Linked DNA regions of Mus musculus: region 2 is linked to region 1. The links are chromatin loops, found by intact Hi-C in ENCODE. Cell type or tissue: heart. All regions are shown on one strand. Each heading gives the region's core, and the rest is flanking DNA. Links, peaks and the distances in the headings are about the cores only. Region 1 holds the start of Gm46022. Region 2 has its middle 7.2 kb from the start of Gm25416.

Region 1 (2,910 bases), core at 300-2,799:
GTGTGTGTGTGTGTGTTTCTGTTACCATGTGTGCACATGTGGGTATGTGGGAAATTGGGAATTGGGGACAGTTTTTTAAATATAATAATTTATAGGACAGTATTGTCTCTTTTTATCCATTTCATTAGAAGTAACTTGTTAAAAACAGGAATTTAATCGTTCACTATAACATTTTGGATTAAAAAAACAAAACAAAACAAAAAAAAACCTATGGGTTCTCGTATACAGCCTTATCTTCAAGAACAGTAAATGGAGTGCCAGCTCGTGATTTCAATTCTGGGTGGAACGGTTTGGCTCTGCTGCTTCCAAATGGAGTCTGAGGCTGAGAAAGCATCACAGGACTTGGACCAGATAACCAGCAAGCATCTTAGAGAAACTAACGAGTCTGTAACAGTTAATTGAGTGTACACTTTGAAAAAAACCATGCTGACTAAACTATAAGGTAAAGGTTATATTACACATTTTTTTTAACTCTCAACAGAGATTTGTAGAGATTTTTTTTTCCAAAAGAAATGCTTCCTACCCAGCATCCCACGCAGCACTGGGATTAGAAGCATGCCCCACCAGTCCTGGCTGTTTTGCTTGTTTGTTTGTTTGTTTGTTTGTTTGTTTTTTGTCTTTTTAAACAGCCTGTTCATTCTGTATCATGGAGCATCTTAGAATTTGCTACATAGACTTGGCAGCCTTCCAGCTCACAGAGCTCTGCCTACCTCAGTCTCAAGTGCTAGGGTGGCTAAGCCTTTTGCCACCGTGCTTGGCACCCCTGGCATTTCACTTAGGTTCTGTAGTGAAAATTAGGTCCTCTTGCTTACCAGGCAAACATGTTCCCAAAAGAGCAGTCCCCTTAGTTTCCCTTCTGTTCCTTTCTGTTCCCTTCCTTCCCTTTCCTTCCCCCTTGCTCCTTTCCCCTCTCTTACCCTTCCTTTACTTCTCTTCTCTCTCCCACCTCCCCTCCCATCCCTATGCCACCCTCTTCTCTCTCCCTCCTCTCCACTGCACTCCCCTCCATCCTCTCTCATCCCCTTCCCTCCCCTCCCCTCCCCTCCCCTCCTCTCCCCTCCCCTCCCATCCCATCCCATCCCATCCCCTCCCCTCTCTTCCCCTTCCCTTTCCCTTCCCTTCCCTGGGCTTCCCTTTCCTTTAATCCCTACATTAACCAAACACACTGTACAGAAAATTACACTCTTCTTAGAGTTACTACTTAGCTTAGATAAGCTTGGATGCTCCTAGATTGTGCTTCCTGCTGGTCAAGGCTGTCTTTGGCATTTTGGCATCTGCATTCAGATGTAGCTGCTTATCCTCAGACAGAATATAAGAGAAGTGAAACAGCACAGAGAACCTTCAGCTGGAGGAACCTCTCACACCGCCACCGTGTGGCTTTCAGAGGAAAAGCATGGAGCTGCTTCCCCTTGCTCTGACCCTGGGCAGGAATCTAGACATATTTACACAAAATTGTATTAAGCTTCAGTAGGGAGCTCAGGTACTACATATGTCTACAACTGGATAATAACCCAACAGGCCTAGAATGTGCCTTATAGACAGAAATGCTCACTATGTGGAGAGGAACTGAGCTCTGGGATCAAGTCTTCTGACAGTGTTTCAGTTCATGCTGAATGTTAGTGCAATGCATTGAGCAGACTGGATGGAGCCCAGCAGACATTAGAGCTGAGCCAGGATCCAGAACTGCAGAATCAGTACCTAGGTCAGACTTGTAAAGGCCATGACCACAGTGCCTGGTCTCTGCTTCAGCAAGAAAGAAACCTCTGGGAGGCAGTGTTCATCCAGGCATGCTGGAGTACACCTGTAATCCCAGCACTGGATAGGCTGACACAGGGGAGAAAGCTACAGATTCCAGGCCACACTGAGCTACATGGTGGTTGTAGGGAAGGTCACAGTTTTCCTTTCTAAACAAAAGAGCCTGCCAAGATGGCTCAGTGGGTGAATGTGCTTGAACTGAACTGGAGGTTGAGCTCCTGAATTGAAGATGAAAGGAGACAAGCATTTCTTGAATCATGTATGTATGTATATGTATATGTATATGTATATGTATATGTGTATGCATGTATGTATACATGTCAATATCACCAAATAATAATAAATTCAATTGCTTAAAGAAAAATAATCTTTCTTTCCTATATAGGTGCCAAATTCAAAGATTGGACCTTAGCTCTCCTAAACTCTACCCCTGAGTTCTGGGCTCCCTTTCCCAAGTGGATCATGTGTTCCCAGTCCTCAGAGTGACAAGAGTTTCACTGCCATGCCTACAAGGTCCTGAGGAGCAGGACCAGGTCTTTAGGTTTTGTGCTTTCTTTTGCTTAGGACACAGGATTCTCATGAAGGATAGTCTTCATGGCCGATAGCCCAGGGTCCTGTGAGGGTTTTAGAGGACATGCTGGGTGCACAGTCCTCCTCTGCTCTTGACAGGTCAGTTCTGTGTCCCTTACAGACAGCTCCATGTCAGAAAAGAAGTATGGCTGCAACCTGATAGAAGCTCAATGAAAATGACCCATGAGAAGGTCTTGGTGAGGGTGGACATGTGTGAGCTCTGAGATCTGCAGGTCACTCACAAAACAAGTAAGAAAACCAGAGCCTTGCAAAGGGAGTCATCAGAGGGCTGGGTCTGACACAGCCTGGAGCCATCACAGCTTCAGGGCCTCTATTGGCCTGGCAGTCCAGTGTCCCTCTGAACAAATCTAGTAAGCCTTGAATAGAGAGGAATCCCAAGAGAGGGAGAAGACAGGGAGAAGGAGATGTGAGGCAGGAGACCTTAGCTGCCCCAGCACCACCATCAGGATGGTAGAGTCCCACACAGACCTGCAGAAAAATGAGGAAACCAGGGAGTGAGAGCGAGGGACAGGGAGGGGTGAATGAATGAGGTATGCTTGCATTGGTCCATGGGATGTGTTTATT
Region 2 (2,910 bases), core at 224-2,723, 180 kb before region 1:
AAAGGCTTGGAGGAAGCCAGAAGACTCTGCTGCCCTTCTCTGTGCTGACCAACTGGAGCTCACTCTTGTTCCTCCCAACCAATGGATGAATACCATCAGACATGAGGTCTCTCTGGGGAATCCCTGGGGACTCATCCCTGTGCCTTTTCCCTTAGGTCTCATCCTGAAGTTCTGGGTTGGGCCCAAGAGACCTGCATTTACAGACATTCTCTGGAACAGAGGTGGCGGGAATCCACTGGGACTCATGATCATTAGTGGCTTTCCCTACATCAGGGCTAGCAGCAGTTCAAGAGGTCCAAGTGGCTTTCATGACCACAGCCCCAGAATGTGTGTGCTGTCAACCTCTGATGCTAATTGTTGGATTGTAGCCCCCTAGATTCGTATTTGAGTCTAATACCCTGGATCTTTGAATGTTATATTAGTGAACGTGTGTCCTTATCCATATAACTTAGATGAGGTCACTTTGATATATGTGGGGATGCTGATCCAAAATGATTGGTGATCTAATAAAGGGTTCTAGGAGCCCATTGCAGCTAAGGATGAGGCCCAGGCTGGGTTTTTCTCTTTCATCACTGAGAAGGAACCCACTCCTTCATCCACTTAGCAACAATTGATTTTCATCTTCTAGCCAGAATTCAGAGAGAAACTCCCGTTGCTTAAACCACCCTTTTCCTGAGGATTGTTACAGAAGCCCCAGGAAACACATAGTACCTTAAAGAGAAACTCTAATACCAGGCAGGCCCTACCGGATATGATGGCTAGAACTGACTCTCACCCCAAGACTTGAATGTTTGTTCACTCAACATAGAGGGGTTTAAATGAAGCCTTGAACCTGGCAGCAGCTTGGTAGGGGTGCCAGCCTGGTGCATGCACAGGCTGGAGGCAGGCCAAAAAGGCAGATGCCTCTGGGAGGTATTGTAGAGAGTAGGGGGAGTGGCTGGGCAAATAGAGGGATGGTGGTAAAACCATCCAGGTGAGCCTGGCATTTCCAGGTCTGAAAGTACAGAAGAAAAAAAAATCTGGTGGAAGGAACAATCGGGTCAATTGACAGTTGAAACCATGGGTGTGGCTGACCTTTCAGAGGGACGCCAGGTGCAGGTGCAAGATGCCAGTACAGCTATAGCTGCAGACAGGCCAAGGAGAGGGCCTCAGAGGGAAGGTGGGAAGGCGGCAGGGCTGTAGACCCCAGTCTGGGTCAAGTCCTTCTTTCAGCTTGAGGAGAACCATATCAATGGGAAGCAGAGTAGAATGGCTATCATTCACGGACTGACCTTGTCCGCTCAGACGCGGGCAGCAGGTGGCACTAGTGGGCTGCTCTCAACCTTCACAGCTGCCGCCCCAGGTTGGAGCCGAGAGGTGAGTGATAGGTCTCACTCGGTGCATAACACAATCCTATTCACTCCGGTTGTGCCAGGAGAGACTCGGGCAACCATTTGACTACCCAGTGTAAAGATCTCGAGCTGCGTTAGGTACAGATCTCAGAGTGAGCAGATGCCCAGGCACTATTGCTCCTCTGTCTCTGGGCTGCTGGTGAAGCTCCCCTGCAGCGCTTAAAAGGAGGGCGCTGTGGAGAATGGGAGGCACTCGCCTTACCCAGACTAGAATTCTAGCCCCAGAGTACTCGCTGTGCTCTCTGCTGTGCACCAGCCAATTACCCCTGATGTTCATCAAGATTTTGCCCACTCCCACTAGTACAGCAGCGCGCACCTGACCCCTAGCACTGTCCATACCAGGATGCAGAAGCTGGGGAGGGGCACTGCCACAAGCCAGGGGCCAAGGGAAGGGTGGAGCCCAATCGTCCCCTCCTCTTCCCACTTCGTCCAACCAACCAAAATCCTGTGATTCAGGATAGCGGGGGGGGGGGGGGGGTGGCGGGGGGGGGGGGACGACGACGTCGACTTATGTCTTACCAGCCCCAGCTTTTTGGCCTGGGCCTAGGTGTACAATGGTTAGGGTGGACAAGAGGAGTTGGGGAGTCTGTGCAAGGAGGGCTGGCACCTGGACCCTAAAGTTTTTGCCAGGCTTCCCATTAGATGTAGTGTTTCCTTGGACATGTGAGCTGTCTCACCCAGACACCTGTCTCAGAAGGCTCTGAGGGAGAAGAGCAAGGCATTCAGGGAGAACCATTTACTGGCCAGACTCAGGGCAAGTGGAGTGTTATCCATCTGGGCCTTTCTGGGTGTGTCTATGAAGTGTAGGAGGAGTCCAATTCAATGACCTGACTAGAAAAGGACAGAAAGGTAGGTGTCTCAGTCAGGGTTTCTATTCCTGCACAAACATCATGACCAAGAAGCAAGTTGGGGAGGAAAGGGTTTATTCAGCTTACACTTCCATGCTGCTGTTCATCACCAAAGGAAGTCAGGACTGGAACTCAAGCAGGTCAGGGAGCAGGAGCTGATGCAGAGGCCATGGAGGGATGTTCTTTACTGGCTTGCCTCCCCTGGCTTGCTCAGCCTGCTCTCTTATAGAACCCAAGACTACCAGCCCAGAAATGGACCCACCCACAAGGGGCCTTTCCCCCTTGATCACTAATTGAGAAAATGCCTTACAGTTGGATCTCATGGAGACATTTCCTCAACTGAAGCTCCTTTCTCTGTGATAGCCCCAGCTGTGTCAAGTTGACACAAAACTAGCCAGTACAATTGACCCCTTGTCAACTTGACACACAAACACATCACTAGTAAGCCTCAACCCTTACATTCTTATTCATCCCCAAGATCTAAATAACTTTAAAAGTCCCACAGTCTTTACATATTCTTAAAATTTCAGTCTCTTTAAAATATCCATCTCTTTTAAAATCCAAAGTCTTTTTACAATTAAAAGTCTCTTAACTGTGGGCTCCACTAAAACAGTTTCTTCCTTCAAGAGGGAAAATATCAGGGCACAGCCACAATCAAAAGCAAAAGTCAA

Evidence for each region. Peaks named below come from ENCODE experiments on the same cell type or tissue, not always from the same donor. Only the 100,000 strongest peaks of a DNase experiment are listed, where the experiment ranks them.
Region 2: it touches region 1 in a loop (5-fold over the local background); 2 of 42 quality-filtered maps call a loop at or near these places.

The regions. Positions count from the first base shown.
Region 1 is chr7:142,254,378-142,257,287 of GRCm38, forward strand. Gm46022 reads right to left here and starts at 907. Exons shown (of 4, transcript XR_001778358.1): 1 at 1-907. In heart, for the core only: a CTCF peak has its summit at 1,377 (motif pointing left); no DNase peak of the experiment used is centred there.
Region 2 is chr7:142,069,757-142,072,666 of GRCm38, forward strand. No RefSeq gene overlaps it. Among named protein-coding and RNA genes, the nearest start is that of Gm25416, 7.2 kb to the right of the region's middle. In heart, for the core only: a CTCF peak has its summit at 1,296 (motif pointing right); a DNase peak (open chromatin) is centred at 1,375; H3K4me3 peaks cover 296 bases; H3K27me3 peaks cover 1,398 bases.